Linked DNA regions of Homo sapiens: region 1 is linked to region 2. A link is a loop called in an ENCODE intact Hi-C map of the cell type or tissue named here. Cell type or tissue: A673. All regions are shown on one strand. Links, peaks and the distances in the headings refer to the core of each region. The heading gives the core; the rest is flanking DNA.

Region 1 (11,913 bases), core at 3,292-8,291, 1.8 Mb before region 2:
CGATCTCAGCTCACTGCAACCTTCGCCTCCAGGGTTCAAGTGAGTCTCATACCTCAGCCTCCCAAGTAGTTGGGATTACAGGCGTGTGCCATCAAGCCCAGCTAATTTTTTGTATTTTTAGTGGAGATGGAGTTTTGCCATGTTGGCCAGGCTAATCTCTAATTCCTAACCTCAAGTGATCCGCCTGCCTTTGCCTCCCAAAGTACTGGGATTACTGGCATGAGCCACAGCGCCCAGCTGAAAGGGGAAAGATTTTAACCAAAGAATTCTAACTAATACATGTGGGAGAAATTATAGTATTACAAAATCATTAGTTTGCAAGCCTAATAACATAATTCAGGCAATGATTATCAGCAGTTGAAACATTAGATAAAAAGTTGATGGAGAATTTTACAATAGGAAAATCGGCCTTAAGTAGTTGAACTGAAGCTAATCCAGTATCTGGAGCTAACTTTCATTTCCAGAGTATACCAGTATAACAACAACAAAAAAGTTAAATGACACCAAGGAAATAGACAATCCAGAATGTCAAATATTTCACAGAAGAATCAACTCCTCTGTAACAGTCAATAGCAGGAAAAAATAAAAAAGGAAAGGGTGATTGTTGAAGATTAAGAGATTAAGGAGAATTAACCACCAAATGTAATGTATAGATCTTCTTTGATTTGTGACTCAAAGAAACTAGCTGTACAAAGATGTTTTTGAGATCACTGGAGCAATTTAATCATGTAGTGAGTATTAGGTGACCTTAAATATTTATTTAAAAATTTTGTTGGCATCGTGGCTATGTAAAATGGCCATATTACTTTTAGAAACACATACTAAAGTATATAGAGATTCAATGACTGAATTTTAGGTTTACTTTTAAAATATGAAAACAAAAAGGTAAAAAAGATAGATGCAGCAAAGCAAACCTTTATACATGCTGAATCTGGAAGATGAGTATATGTGGGTTTATTGAATTATTTCTCTACTTTTATTTATGTGTGAAAATGTCCAAGTAAAATATGAAAAAATGTTTCAAAGAATATTTAATCACATGGGAAAATTACCATGGCACGAGCAGCTATATATATGGGTCTGATTTTATAATTTTCTCTGGGTAATAATACTGTAATTTTTTCCTTTAACCATGTCTATATGTTTATATTTTCTAATATGAAAAAATATTTGTAATCATAAAAATCCATATAATTGTAAAATAAATATTCATAAAACCACGTGTAAGCCCTGAACTAAGCTGACACAGCTTTTACATCTTTGTCTGACGTGCCACACCTTTGATTATTTTAGCTAACATTAACTTGTCACCTTCCCATTAACAGAGCTGTCAAAAATTTCACCTTTGGTATTATCTACTCTAGTATTTTAACATGTCTGATTATCATCATTATTAATAATTACAATTCTGTAAAATTTGATCATTTTAAGTCACAACACTATTCCTTCAGCAAACATTTACTCTGAGTCTAGTATTTGTCAGGCACTGTTCCAGGCACTGGGGCATAAAACATAAATAAACAGAGTCCCCGCTGTAATAGAGCTCAGAATTCCAGGCTAACAAAGAAAGAAAAAGAGGGCATAATCTCAAAGGTGTCTACTAGCAATGCCACCTCATGAAACAAAGACAAATATTTTTAGGCCTACAAAATATTCAATTACCAGATCAAATCAAATAAAATGTCAATACTCAACAATTTGACCTAGAAAATGGCATTTTCTTATGTTTTAATTTAACTTTTTTTCAGATTTGTATTTTAGAGACAAAACAGACATTTGAGGGTATATATTTAATTCTCTTCTTTCACAGGTCATGAAACTGTGGGGGGGTGGGCGGGGAGCGGAAAGTGTTGTCCAAGTCAAAAAGCTAGTGAATCAGAGAAAGTAGAAAACAGATATTGTGCACAAATTCAATTAAGGGTCCCCTTTCTTTAGTTATCAGTAATATAAAGGAAGACTTAGATTCAGATTTTAAAAACCAAATATAATAGAATTGCTATAACTTACAAAACCCATTACTTTTCTCCAAATTTTCATGAATACAGTAAACAGTCTGACTCTTAGATTCAGTGCTCAAAGCTAGGGAAAAAGAAATTGAACAAAAACATAATATGCATGTTATAGGATGCTAAAGAAGAAGTTTCGCAAATGCTGTGACTGTCCTCTACTTGCTTACAGTGTATATAAATCCCAAATGGAAAGTAAAAGCATGAGCCATAGAAATACCATTGATTAAGATCATAGTTTAAATGCTGTTCTTTCAGTAGCTGCATGCACAATGACTCAAAACTTTGAAATTTATAAATAAATTCAAATGCAAATATAGAGCCATACTAATATGAACTATTGTGCTGTGTGGTATAGAATATTATAGCCTGTTTATGTGAGAAGAAAGGGAAATTGATGAACAGCTAGCCAGACTGTTGTTTTTTTTGTGAAAAAAGTTGAGTTGCTAACTACAGACCCACATTGTAGCTATATCTGATTATTTTTAATTTTTCAAATATGCTTATATCTAAGTTAATGTTTCATAATATTAACATAATTAATTTTAATGAGTAGAATTGGCTTTTCTCAACAAATCTTCTTTCCTTTAGCAAATCCTAAGACCTTTCCACTATTAGAAAAGTTTTTTAAGTTTCCTTTTTAACTAACTAGCTAATCAATTGATTAATTAATTCCACAATAGTTTACGAAACAGCAAGTGGAGTAAGCATTTGGGTGGGATATTGGCAATGGAAAGGTGAATAAGGGGGCTGGATCCCGGCTTCCTACAGGTCCACAGATAGTCTTGGGCTACACTGATAATATTGTTGTTTGTAATATACTGGTTCTCATTCTCATTAGAAAGGTAATAAGCTAGGCAGATGCTAATGCCTATATTAAAAAGTGTTACTTTATTCATCTTTGAAGTATTATCCTTCAGTGATACATATGATTAATAACATTAACTCATGTTATGAATAAGTAATCAAGAAACTATTTTAAAGAGCAGCAAAATCAGCAAAATAGAGGTTATCTTAAAAACCAGTTCATGTCTAAAAGACCAGCATTTAGGAATATTTATAGACTTGAATAAATTAAGTTTCTTATAAACTAAGGCTAGAGCCTTCTGGTTGCTAAAATTTAGTGTTCCTTCTAGTACATTATGTCATATAACTTTCATTTTCTATTATGTGTTCTGATATTTACAAAATAAACTTTTAGAAAATTATTTAAATTAAATTATAAGTTAATTTTAGAATTCTGTGAATGCTAATTTTAGGCCATCAGGAAAATGCAAGCTGAATGGAAAGATAATAAATAAATAAAATAAACTCACATATTAAACTGATTAATTCAATAATTTTATTTATTTATTTATTTTTGCTTTTGGCTGAGTTATGTCAAGTAAAAATTTTAGAAGAATGTCCGGACTGTATAACTCCTGAGCCTCATATATTTGAAAATGTCATTGCCTTGCCTTAGGTCAACTACATGCTGTGTAGCTAAAGAATTCTCAGTTTATACCATCAACTGTAGATTTTCTTGTTCTTAGTCATTATCAATGTTTTTTTCTCATACATGGTGATATCAATCATTTGTATTGTTGGATTCAAATCCTCAATAAACTTTTATCTTATTCAAATTCTTCATGAATCTTCTGTATGACTATCTTCATTATTATAGTTTTCTTAGGCTTTCTTATTTTCTTGATTTGTTATTTATAGCACTGATTATGATGATAATCATGATATAATGATAATCAATATTATAATTCATGTGATAAATACTATTAAGCTATTTATTACTATTAAAACACTGAAAGCACCTCCAAATTTTTAAAAACATGGCCAAAGAAATGTTGATCCTTACATGAGCATATATATATATACTATTAATAGGGTGTATATATTATTATGAGTTTCATTTGTATTATACATTTACATGAGTACATATATACATGAGTATATATATACTCTTTAGAGTATATATAAGCTTTTTAGAAATTTGATCCAACGGGTCGGTGGTACAAGATACCAGCAACTGTTATATATATTCATATACTAGAGTTTTGAACATTTGATTAACAGAAAAATTTTCCTGGTACAATGTCAAAAGATATAAATATATATATACAATATGATTACAAGTATAAACGTGTATATATATTCATATATATTTTCTCTATATACATTGTAATTATTTGTAAAGATATTCTTCGCATGAATGAAAATACTGAATTCAAACACACCAAACACACACACTTGTCCATTATCCCAAGGACGTGTGGGAAGGAGAGGTTCTAACAGGTGACATACTTTTCTCTCTTTAATTGTTACTATATTATTTATAATGAGCACATGCCTCTTGCTTATATTGAAATGGTATTAATAAAAAGCAAATCTATATTATAACTATTAAAAAAAACCTTTAACTATGGGGTAAGTGACATTTGTCAAAGAAAGAAAATATCCAATAGAAAAAAACAAACGCAAATGCTTTTAAAACCACAGCAAAGTAACACTTTTCCAAGAAGGATACAATTTTTGAGAAGTCACTGTGTAATCAGATTAACTTCTGTATACACTGGGAGAAGGGAGGTATATGTTAAGTGAACTCCCCTCCTTATATAACAGTCATGGCCAATTATGACACTGAAATAGCATTTTATTTTAAATGATTTATCAATTTCACTGTAAGCATTCACAATTATTCCCTTACATTATTGTACATTTTAATCAAGAGTGCATATTTAACTCCAACATTCTTTTGTCTAGTAGGGTTACTGTTATTCTTTCAGCTGGAGTTATTGCTTCTGTTTTTTAGAAGGTCTGGTATTCCCCAAACAGCAGTAAAGTGAGCAGGATATCTGCCTTCTACAGAAATGTTTTTCATTCATAGGACTTCATGCTCAAGTTCAGGGCAGTTTCATTTATGGGAAAAATTATTTTTATTGTTGTTCTGAATCACTTAGTGTTTATTCAAAATTTCCCTAAATCTCAGAATATTCTTGATATTTATGACTTTGGAGCATAATGAAATTATTCCCACGGTCCAGGAAAACCACTAGACTAATAATAGAATGCTGTGTTTGTGTGCTGATGAGCTCTGTGTCCCCAGAAGCTTAATTTGGTGTAGTCATTTATTATAACTTAACAGAAACATTGATATAGGTTTCTTGACTCAATAAAGGAAGCCACAGTTATTGGAATATGAAAATATACAGTGGGAATGTATTAATTTTTGCACATGAATGTCTTCTTTAGGTTTAATAAAGTTGCTCTAAAAGCTCTTTAGAAATATGATGCAACGGGTTGGTGGTACAAGTTACCAGCAACTATTAGCTTGTGGTTGCTCAACACATACAATATAACAGCAGAATATTTGTAGCATCATATTACCACATGAGGGTGCTATCTCCCCAAAAATGTTATCTGTAAAGTGAGCCGACCACCGCTAGGAAAGATTGTTTTGCTATTTTTTTCCGTATACATTTTGGAAGACAAGAAATGATTTGTTAGAATAAACACATTCTGTAGGAAAAAAATAAATAAAATAAAAGTCTCAGCCTTAACACCAAAGGACTAATACTCTTTCTATAACTATATAGTATGAATCAGGCATACAAAAGATACCTTTGATTTAAAAATATGGATCTACATGAAGGTTTATAAGTGTTAGGCAAAGCGTGATCCATGGACGACCTATACTGTAGTAGTAGAGAGACATTAGAGGTTCACGCTCATTAAATAAGCATACCTCTGTGCCTTACTCTGACCTACAAAATCAGAATATCTACAGGTCAGCCCCAGTAATCTTCATTTTTATGTTGCTCCTCAGGTAATTCTCATGCGTTTTAACATTTAAGAAGCACTGGTATGAAGTCATTTTAAAATTGTTATTCTTGTAAACATTGACCCACTTGAATGTTTAAACCCAATAAACTAGGTGATTCTTTGACAACCATGTCATCAACTTTTGCAAGCAGTTCAATCATAAGGGAATCTTTTCTAAAGTACAACTGAAAATTCTCACCTAACATTCTTACATGTTTTGCGGAGAAAATAAATGTAACATCTGCTCTCTGAGACAATAGAGAATTTTACTCACCTTGCCAGCTCATTGACTTTTTGTTATCACTTTCCCTTTGACCTAGTTCAGTAAACAAAAGATAACCCCATGTTTCAACAAGTAAACTTCACACTTGATGCTTTGTCATTTCCAGAAAATTGCACGAATTTGGAAAAGTTTAAGAACTTATACAATAGAAATATGTCCTGTAAAATAGAACTGTAATTATAATTGTATATTCTGTAGAAAATGATTTATACTCGAGAAAATTTAAAACTTAGGTTTAGCAGTAAGTAATGTCTGGTAAAAATATTTAACAGCATACCTAGATTTGATCTTAAAAGCCCAAAGTTATGCTTATTATCCAAAGACTTTTGTGGATGAAATTTTATTTCCCTACAAAAGAGAAAATAAGGCAAGAGAACAGGTTGTAGTAGCTGAACTCTGAGCTTAGGCAAAGGTTGATATTACAAGATGAGTTTTGTATGCAATGAGGTGGTCTCCAGGGTCCATTTAATGTCCATATCAATAAAACTGGCATATACATGCATATATATGTAGATACACATAAATCTAATCTCATATATAGATATATATACTTAGACATATGGCTGTTCATTTAGCCTTATTTGTACATAGATATATGCCTATTAATAGAAAACAAATATGCAACGTAAGACTTCAAGTGGGATGTACAAGCCTCACCTCCCATCCAATGCACATCTCATTTGATAATTTTCTACACAGTTAACCATCTGCCTTCTACTTCAGCTCTCCCTGGAAAAGGAAGCTTCCTACTATTATAGACCATACAGTTAAAAATATTAATTGTATAGAATATTGAAGACAACTTTTCAAATGTTGAACCTGCATCAGCATTTTTCACCTATTGTTACTATTCTTTCTGAATCTACTCATTATAAGATTAATTCATTTTTAACACCTCAAACATGTGAAGTATATTAATTTAATTCAACTTTTCCAATTTCCTACTCTATTATATCTATGATCTCTAAATTATTTTTGAAAACTTTTAAACATTCTCTTCAGAATCTTCTTGATACACAGATGTTTTTCAAGTGTCCTCTTCAAAGGCGTGAATGCAAAATGAAAAGTTTGTGCTGGTGCAGGAAACAGAGGGTTTTTATATTTCTTTTTCTGGACCCCATTCCTATAAACTTGGATGTTTTTCTTTTTTAGAGGCCTCACAATTATGAACATTTTACCTGGTTATGTTATACTCTACATCCGTTTCACAGTACCTTTATTTACTCATCCTTTAATTTGTTCCCATAACGATGCTTTTATTCAGAAATAATTACTGCACACCTACTATATGCCAACACTATTCTCAGAGTGAGGGACAGAACAGTGAACAAAACAGGAAGAAGTCCTTGTCATTATGGAATTTATGTCAGGGGAAATAAAGATAATAAAATATATAAATTATATTTTAGTTCAGAGGGTAATATATGTCATGGAGAAAAGTTAAGTATGGAAGCAAGTTTTCATTAGGTGGAATAGAAATTTTAAATAAAGGAATTGAGACCGTTTCACTTAGAGAGTCATATCCGAATAAAAAATTGAAGGATATAAAGGAGTGAGCCACAAAGAGATCTCAGAGAAAAGCATTATAGGCAACATGCAGATGGCTGAGGCAAGATCAGGTCTGGAACAGGCCTGGAATAGAAGGGGTCACTGTGGCAGCAGAAATTACATTAGGTCAGAAATGGAATGCAGTAGTAGCGACTTGAAGAATATTGTAAAGAGACGATAGGAGTACATCCTGAGTGAGAAGGTACACCATTAGAAGATTGTGGGCTGAGAAGTAATATCTATTTAAATGTAAGATAGATTATTGAACTATAGCATTCAAAGTACATTGAATGCTGCAAGGGTGGACACAGGAAAACAGTTGCGAGGCTACTGCAATATCCAGGTGAGAGATGAGGGTAGAGCTGATCAGAGTGCCAGTATTGGGGATGTTGAAAACCTAGGAATCAGAAATCTTCAGGTAATTTTCTGACTAATTAGATTTGAGGTGTTAGAAAACGTGAGGAATCAAGGATGACTCCAATTTTTTTTGTCCTGAACTGCAGGAAGAATGGAAGTACCATTAACTAAGGTGAGAAAACTAAAGTTAGTTAAGTTTTGAAGAGAAATTTAGGAATTCAGTCAGGTTAAGTATGAGAAATCTAGTGGAAATTCAAGTGGAGAATTCATATCCCAGTAGGCTGCTGAATATATTAACCCAGAGTTCAGAGACAGGTGTAGGCTTGAGACTTAAAAATGGAGAAGTTCCCATACATAAAGGAACCAATGCTATGAATCAGAACTCACTCACAAAAGGAAGGAGTGGAGATGAAAACGGAGGTACAGAAACTGAGGCTCTCCAATTTTCAGAGGTACAGGAGATGAGGGTGAACTAACTAGTAACAGAGGTTGAGAAATGGTCTGTAGAGCAGGAGGAAAATCAGGAGAGTGCTATTTCCTGAAGGCAAGTGAAGAACACATTTCAAGGAGGAGATGTACTATCAAAGCTGGTTTTATTTCAGGCTGAATAGCACGGATTACTGTTAATCATCTTGTTCAATTCTACCCAGAATTCTAGGCTGTCAAGTTAGTTTGAATCTTGAGTCTGCAATTCACAACTTTTCAAGGAATACAAGTTCTTGTTCTTTTTTTTTTTTAAAGAAAATTCTCCATTAAGCATCATCTTTAAAATTAAAAAAATCCTCTTAACTCATATCTTGTTAGTTTTTTTTACATCAAATCTGTTCAAATTTTAACTTCGACAGTGCATATATTAACTTTTTCTCCCAGCTTTGTGTCACCTGATAATTTGATAAGCTTGCCTTCTATGAATTCATTCATTCAAGTCATTGAGAAAAATATAGAACATGACATAGCTCAACATATAATCTGATTTTATAGAATGCTGTAACTTCCCATCTATTTAGTGAATATATTTTAAGTAAAGTTATTTACTTAGCTATACATCCACCTAATTGTTCTAAATGTTGCATTCAAGGCTATTCCTCTTCAGCAGTAAAAGTCTAAATGTCAATTTTTTAGCTTTAAGAGGCCTTGAATGACCAGGCGTGGTGGCTCAAGCTTGTAATCCCAGCACTTGGGGAGGCCAAGGCAGGCGGATCATGAGGTCAAGAGATGAAGACCATCCTGGCCAACATGGCGAAACCTTGACTCTACTAAAAATACAAACATTAGCTGGGTATGGTGGCACGCGCCTGTAGTCCCAGCTACTCGGGAGGCTGAGGCAGGAGAATCACTTGAGCCTAGGAGGCGAAGGTTGCAGTGAGCCAAGATCGCGCCACTGCACTCCAGCCTGGCGACAGAGCAAGACTCCATCTCAAAGAAAAAAAGAGAGAGAGGGAGAAAGAAAAGAGCCTTTGAAGATCACTGAGGCAAATCTCCAACAGGGAAGATAACAGATAATAACATACCCTGAAGGTCTTCATCACATTTTTTGATACAGTGGTCTAATTAATAGATATTTTGCCATTATTTGCTTTCTCATAAACTGGCCCATTATGCAATTGTTTTCTGAAGTGTTCCTAAGCTATTGGTTTTTGGAGCCATCATATAATAATGCCTACCCAGAGATTAGTAAGTGTCCTCATCTCTAGTTATTATAATTTTTCTTTTGTTTTTGCACATTATTTATTTTACTTTATTCTTATAATTTCACCTTTTATTTTACCCAGGCAACAAACGTGCACCTGCACCCTCTGAATCTAAAATAATAATTTTTTTTTGACATGGAGTCTCCTCTGTCTCCCAGGCTGGAGTGCAGCAGCACAATCTCAGCTCACTGCAACCTCTGCCTCGCAGGTTCAAGCGATTCTCCTGCCTCAGCCTCCCGAGTAGCTGGGATTACAGGGGTGCACCACCACTCCCAACTACTTTTTGTATTTTTAGTAGAGACAGGGTTTCACCATGTTGGCCAGGCTGTCCTCAAGCCCTGCCTTGGCCTCCCAAAGTGCTGGGATTACAGGCATGAGCCACTGCACCCAGCTGAATTTTTCTTTTTTGTTTTAGTTTTTGCTTCTGGAAACTCATCTCAACTGTTGTCAGTGGTAGTTTTTCCTCTTCCATGTATAAATACTTCCATTTCTTTGGAATGCAATTCGTTTGGGCCGTGCTCCTAAATTGATTTAAGAAGATTTAAATGATCTGTTTAAATACTTCATCCTTTCTGTGCTTCAGCCAGTGAGTGCCAGTTGTTTGTTTGTGCTTTAGAATTTCCCATTTGAAGTCTATCATTTTAGGACTTTTCTTTTGTAATTGTCACTTGTAAAGATTTTACTAACTATACAAGTTTGTTCACTACAACTTTTTGCAATTATGAAAATGTTCTCCATGTGCATGTGACATGCAACTAGATATGCAGCTAATGTAACTCCAGAATTAAATTTTTATTTAATTTTAATGAATTTAAGTAGCCCATCTAGTGGCTACCACACTGAACAGCAGGGATTTTAGCTATCTTATTCTAGCTCTGAATGTAGTTCGATCTGTCCCATAGGTTAGTTCTGGAAATTTCTAAGGACAGGGATCTTTGTGAGCTTGAGACATGATCTACAAAGCCAGCAGCTAAAGGTCATAGACAGATTATATAAATGAGTAAAGAAGATCAGTGGGTACTGTGGGGACTAGAATTCTATATAACCATTCTGTAAAGGTATCTACCTCAACAAAAAGGGCCAGCCAATCCTGCCAGTTGTAGTCATCCTAAGATGCAAAACCAAAATTGCTAGACCTTCTAATTTTTAAGTAAAATTTCCCATCGCTTAAGTGTCAATAACAATTGCAAATATTAGTAAGTATTGCACATGTCAAGTAAGACATGTCTAGAAGTTGCCTGTTTGTGATACATTGCTTAAGCTATCTTTATACTTCCCTAACAGGTACAGTGTGGGTATATGTGCTCATTGTGACCATGTGCTCCTTTCCAGGTTTTCTTGACACTACTACTACTAAGATTAGCTAATCTAAGATTCTCTACAGCATCACGGCTTTATTTCAGAAGGCTTCTACTTTATCACTTAACAACAGTTTCTGGTTAGTATCATGTACTAACTGTTCAAAATACTCAATAAGATGTAAAAATGTGTAAAAGTTCTCAATGCTGATAAATTTCTCCAACACCTACTAAAGCTCAGAGAGTCCGTAGTCGTGACAATTTGAAGCTTGCAATTTCTTTATCTCCAAGTTCCAGAGTCACCTCATAATTCAATTTGAGTTTCTTCCCAGAAAAATGATAGAGTAGTTATTTTTTTACAATGCACAAGGCAGAAATACCTGAGCACTTGTAGGTATTCTTAAAGAACATTATCAGCAAACAAATTTAAATGGACAGAGAAAGAGTTAAAAGTAAACTAAAGGCATATATGACTTCACTGGCTTAATAACTCACCTCATGCATGAGTTATCTTAAGCATAATGCCATAATTACCTAGAAAACAATTATTCATTAAAGCAACTACATTCACGGCACTGTACCTGGCACTAAGGAGGAGTGTTGAGAAATATAAAACATGGTCTCCAACCTCTAGGAGTTTGAGATTTTATGAGAAAATCCCACATGAAAGCATCAAGAAGCATATCAATAAGAACAAAATGATGTAGCACACAGACTGCACATAAGCCAAGGGGTTTTGGGTTTTGTATTTTGTTTGTTCCTAATTTAATCAAATTAATGGGATTTACTTGCAATAATGGGTATAATCCCCTATCCTAGATTTGGTACCGCCATCCTGAAATTCCTCTCAAAACTGAATTGTATATTTGTTTTATGGCAAAAGCTGGCTGTATGTTGGCATTGTGAAGAAATCAGGA
Region 2 (5,000 bases), core at 1-5,000:
GCCGGGCGCGGTGGCGGGTGCCTGTAGTCCCAGCTACTCGAGGGGGCTGAGACAGGAGAATGGCGTGAACCCGGGAGGCGGAGCTTGCAGTGAGCCGAGACTGCGCCACTGCACTCCAGCCTGGGCGACAGAGCAAGACTCCGTCTCAAAAAAAAAAAAAAAAAATTCTTGGCACATAGACATTTTTTAATAAATAACAGGTATTTCTTTTACTAAGATTAAATGTGAGAGAACCAAGGTTCTCTGGAGGTTTTTCATTAAAACATTGTAACTTCATTTTAAATATTTGGAACTTTATATAGTCAATTTTAAACTCCTAAGATATTTTAATCAAAATTTATAATAAATAAATGTCTTATAAAACTTGTTAATACGTCAAACTTATGTTCATACAAAAGAAATAGTGAGGATAAATTTATTTAACACATTACACACAGTGCGATATTGTCAGGCAACGTGGCAATGATAATACTGTCAGAACCCTTGCCAAGCAGCCTGCAAAAGGGGCCCCAGCCCAGCCTCAGCAAACCCTAGGTGGCCTTGCAGAGTGCTCCCAGGAGCTTGCTTGGCAGACACCTCATTAGGAAAACAACTGAGACTGACTCCATGAGATGACCAGGGCCCCTTGAAACTGGAATGGGTAGGTAAAAGGAAGACAGTACATACATAATAAAAAAACTTCTTATATACCAGTTAGAAGGAATGAATAGATTATACAAACTAGATGGTATTTAAAACAGTTATAAGGAGAAAAAAGAGAAGTATGTATATCATGACACCTTTTGTGTGTGTGTTTAAAAAAAAACACACATAAAACAATACTAGATTAAAGTATAAAAGCAGACTAAAAGTTGAGGGGGGAAGGTGAGGGAAAATGGGACCAGGATAGGTAACAGGGAACTCCAGCTTTATTTTTTTAATATAAAAGACTTAAAGGAATTTATTAACATTTCCTTCCAGCGGGGGAATATATTAGGTTTATTTTATCCTATGTACTCCTCTGCATTTTAAAATTTCTAAAAATAAATGACAAAAATATAAAAGCTAAAGACTAGCTTACAGGGCAGCAAAAGGTAGGGGTTGATGCCATATTCCCCTTATAATTTGGTTAAAACCAATACACTAATTTTTCCCTTCAGTTAAACTGACCTAAGTACGTATATATTTTTTGAAACATAGGACCATCTGGGCCACCTTTGACAAATATTTTTATTTAGCAAATACATAGAGCATCTATGGTATGTCTAGCACTATAGAACTCAGGGGTGGAAAACTCGGAGTTCTCAAAGTGTAGACAGAAACTCAATGTATGCATTGTCCAGTCCTGGTGTGTGAGGAAAAAACCTAGGGAAAGCTATGGTAAACTGAACTAAAGTTCAAAAATGTTTCAAAACACTATGCTAACCAAACTAAATACAACAGTAAGCCAAACTCTCCCACGACTGCAAATTTCCAGTCTCCATGGTAGATGCTAAGATAGGACTTAACTCATGGAAACCCATGCTAACCACCTGTTATGAAAACGTTACCTCCAGCAGCTTTTCTAGTAATTGTCATGACAGGGTAAATGAAAAGAATCACCTTAGCACTTGGAAAAAATGAGTAATTATTTATTGCATAAAGGAGGAAAAACAAGTTAACAGTCAGGATGGGCAAAGTGTACATAACCACAGAGGTGGGTAGCATGGATTTACCTGATTTTAGTTCAACAGCTTCATAGATCTAAGCTTCAAAAATGGCAGATGCACCGTGTGTGTTATTCGGGCCAAACATGTGTAATGGAATGCTAAGTGGAGAGAAAAGGTCAGAGAAGTGATAGGCACCCTGAGGCCGTCATTCTTTATCTGTTCAAATAGTTACCTCATTTTGGCTTTTGGCCCTGGGGGGCAGGCTCCGGAGCCTCAGGTGCGTCAGAGTTAAGCTGTTTCCCACCCCGGAACACGCACCGGCATTTCAGCCTTCACTTGCTCAACTCCAGAGCCAGGACGCTCCAGAGAGGACAGAGGGAGCTCCCTAGTGGCCAGAGCCTGCAGTTCAGCCCCTCCGCCCTTCCTCTGATCACACAGTCAGGCTGACTGAGAAAGAAACAAGAAGCAACACAGGGCCGGCTGGAGCCAGGGAGCATGAGGGGCGTCTCTGGGAGAGGGAACCCGTGGCCCAACTTTCTTCCCAAATCACCAGATTGTGGAAGAAGCATGTGGAAGAGGAAAAAGTCCATCTCCCCGCCCCACAATCTGTTCAACTTTTTTTAGTAGTTCTGTGACTTTAATCATTAGTATTCAGTGATAAGAATCCCAGAGTGATGTTTTGTCATCTGAATTTTCCAAACGCGAGTATAAATTGGCTTTCTCTCGTGGAATTGGTACTTTTGTTTTCTGATTAGGAAATTAAATTGAGTTTTGTTTCTTTAATTTTTTAATCTGGTGTGTTGTTTTCATTAATTCCAGAAGTGGAAAGCTAAATAACCATTTAGAAGCTGCTATTCATGAGGCCATGAGTGAACTGGACAAAATGTCTGGGACTGTAAGTTAATTTATTTTTCCATTATACTACGTTTCTTTGAAAATAAATTGTGTTACACTTTTTGGTAAAGTCTCTTGAGTATTGTCAAACAACTCACATAGCAATACTAAATTACTAGCCTAGAAAAAAAAGACAAATATTAGAAAAGATTCAAAGTCATTTAAGAAAAAGAAACCTACCACATTAACTATGTCTTTCTTCCTGAGATAAGTAATTTTGTTTTGCCACATAACGTTCGTTTAAAATATGAGCAGCAAAATATTGAAGTTCAAACCACAGCTTTCTGCACTTGACTCTGTGAATGGCCATGGCCATTACTGTTGCTTATATATGTAGTAATGCAAACTTTGTTCTGTCCATTGAACCAAAAAGACAGTGGGGTCAAGATCAAGAGTATATAGACCTCTCATATCCCATTTTTATTGAACTGTGCATATAATAGCATTGAGTGTGAGAAGTTTAATCGTTATGCTCCAGTTCACATATTGACTGATGTAAATACTTAAAATATAATTTTGGTAATCTGTTAAAAATGTGAATTGTCTAAGGCTATTTAGCATGAAAAATAATTTCTTTTATTTGACCTTATGTTACAAGGTTATCTGAATCCCAACAAACCATCCAATGACAATTGAATGATGGGATTAGTATAGGTTTTAGAGATTTTGTAATCCAACCAAACCATCATTTCGCAGATGGGTGAATTGAAGCCCTGAGACATTAAATTTCCTGATAAAATTATAGGAAAGATCTAGATTGGGGATTATAAACTCAAATGTTTTCTAGGGCCAGGCAAATTATATCAGTAAGTAAAGTGGGCCAGGTATGACAGCAGTTGGAATGGATGAGAAATGCCAGTGAAGATCCATGGGTTAGGGTAGGCTACCAATCTAGAGGCTCAGCACAGTATAAGCCATTACCCACTTGAGTCTGGTGCTGGTTGAGGAAGGGTTGCTCCACACCAGGGCACAGATTCTTTCTGTATCTAGTGACCACCTCTCTTAGGACCTCAGAGTGCTCCATTATATCCTTTGCATTTTGCCTTGAAGGTAAAAGAAAAGAGCGTGCTAAGAATACTGCCAGCATAGGTTTTATGAGCCAGACCTGGAAGCTCATTCTGTTGACTTTCCACTGACCTGACCTAATCATATGGCCTTCTTAACTCAAGTAGAATAGGAAATAGAACATAGAATGTGCCTGCCCAGGAAAAAGAGAAAATGAGTTTGGCCATCATCTCTCTAGGCTCTGCCTCGGGACATTTGGTCCTGGTGGAAATCAGGTAGTTGAGAGTAATAAGGATCAGGGCAACCTGGGAGTCATGTGCTCTCTCCAGAAGGCATTCCTTCCATGCTCCAGCAGATCTTAGACATCTGGGAAATTGTGTTCATGTTGCAAGATCTTTCCATTTTTCATATAAAACTAGAAGTCTAGAAGTAAATTTTCTCATTTTTATGGGTTGACAACTGTTTTAAAAAATATTAAAGTGCCATATGGCTAAACAAAATACCATTTCAGCCACATTTGGTCCACAGATTACTAGTTTGCAGTCTCAGTTATAAAAAGTTTCTTTCCTCAGTTATAAAAAGTTTTGGCTCTTTACTACAGAATAGTTGTTTTAAAAAATGTGTATGGAGAAGATTAGGAGGAATAGGCAGATTGAAAAACCCATAAACATTATTTAAAATTTTTAAATATTATTTTTTAAAAGCATTCTGCATTTGAGTCTGGATAGCATTGCCCTTTGCTGCTGTCTAAACATTATTTTTAAGCATGTAATTGAGCCAACTTGTAGTGGATCCGGAGAGGCGATTGTACTCATCTCTTCCTAATTCTAAGTCCTGTGACATAAGGTTGGCCAGGGTAAAAGTTTTACACCACAGAAACTGGCAAAATGCTAAAATGGACTTGTGTCGAAATGCTGATTAAGCATTTGCTACACCATTGCCTTGGGTTCATCCCTCCTCTCCTAGGTCTTGGACCTTGCTCCTTTCCACCAATAGCTACAAGACAATTTGATCACTCCCTCCTCCAAATTATACCTGCTATCTAATGCTGCTCAGCCACTGCTCAATCTGATGAACAGCACTAAATGTTGCTAGTTCCTGCATTAGCACATAAAGAAAGGTGAGTTGTATTAACTGCTCCTCCCAGACTACACAATTTCAGATCTGCCAACAGATGATAGTGGTATTCTCTTTTCCATTTTGATTCTTCTTATGAACAAACATCCTTGGGCTGAGCTATGTGTGCATGTTATTATAATTTGTGACCCTTCCTAGTCATTGTAAAATAAGTAGGGTAACAAAGTGAGGGAAAAAAAGGGGCATGTTTGGTGTGTAATTATTCATTCTTCCAGGCTGTAGTGAAATTGGTGATCTAGGGTCTCTGACAGGGAAGGCTTTATTTTTGTTTTAAATGGACAATGGGGGTAACAACTGCACATTGCATTTCCCATACTTGATTTTGTCCAGTTCATC

The links. Peaks named below come from ENCODE experiments on the same cell type or tissue, not always from the same donor. Only the 100,000 strongest peaks of a DNase experiment are listed, where the experiment ranks them.
Region 1: a loop joins it to region 2, with 8 times the contacts of the local background. A loop is called at or near these places in 2 of 110 quality-filtered maps.

Annotation. Positions count from the first base shown.
Region 1 is chr2:146,728,870-146,740,782 of GRCh38, forward strand. No RefSeq gene overlaps it. Among named protein-coding and RNA genes, the nearest start is that of LINC01911, 100 kb to the right of the region's middle. In A673, for the core only: a CTCF peak has its summit at 5,386 (motif pointing right); a DNase peak (open chromatin) is centred at 5,392.
Region 2 is chr2:148,507,613-148,512,612 of GRCh38, forward strand. It overlaps MBD5 (methyl-CpG binding domain protein 5), which reads left to right. Exons shown (of 14, transcript NM_001378120.1): 13 at 2,448-2,523. Among named protein-coding and RNA genes, the nearest start is that of EPC2, 130 kb to the right of the region's middle. In A673, for the core only: a CTCF peak has its summit at 2,024 (motif pointing left); a DNase peak (open chromatin) is centred at 2,009.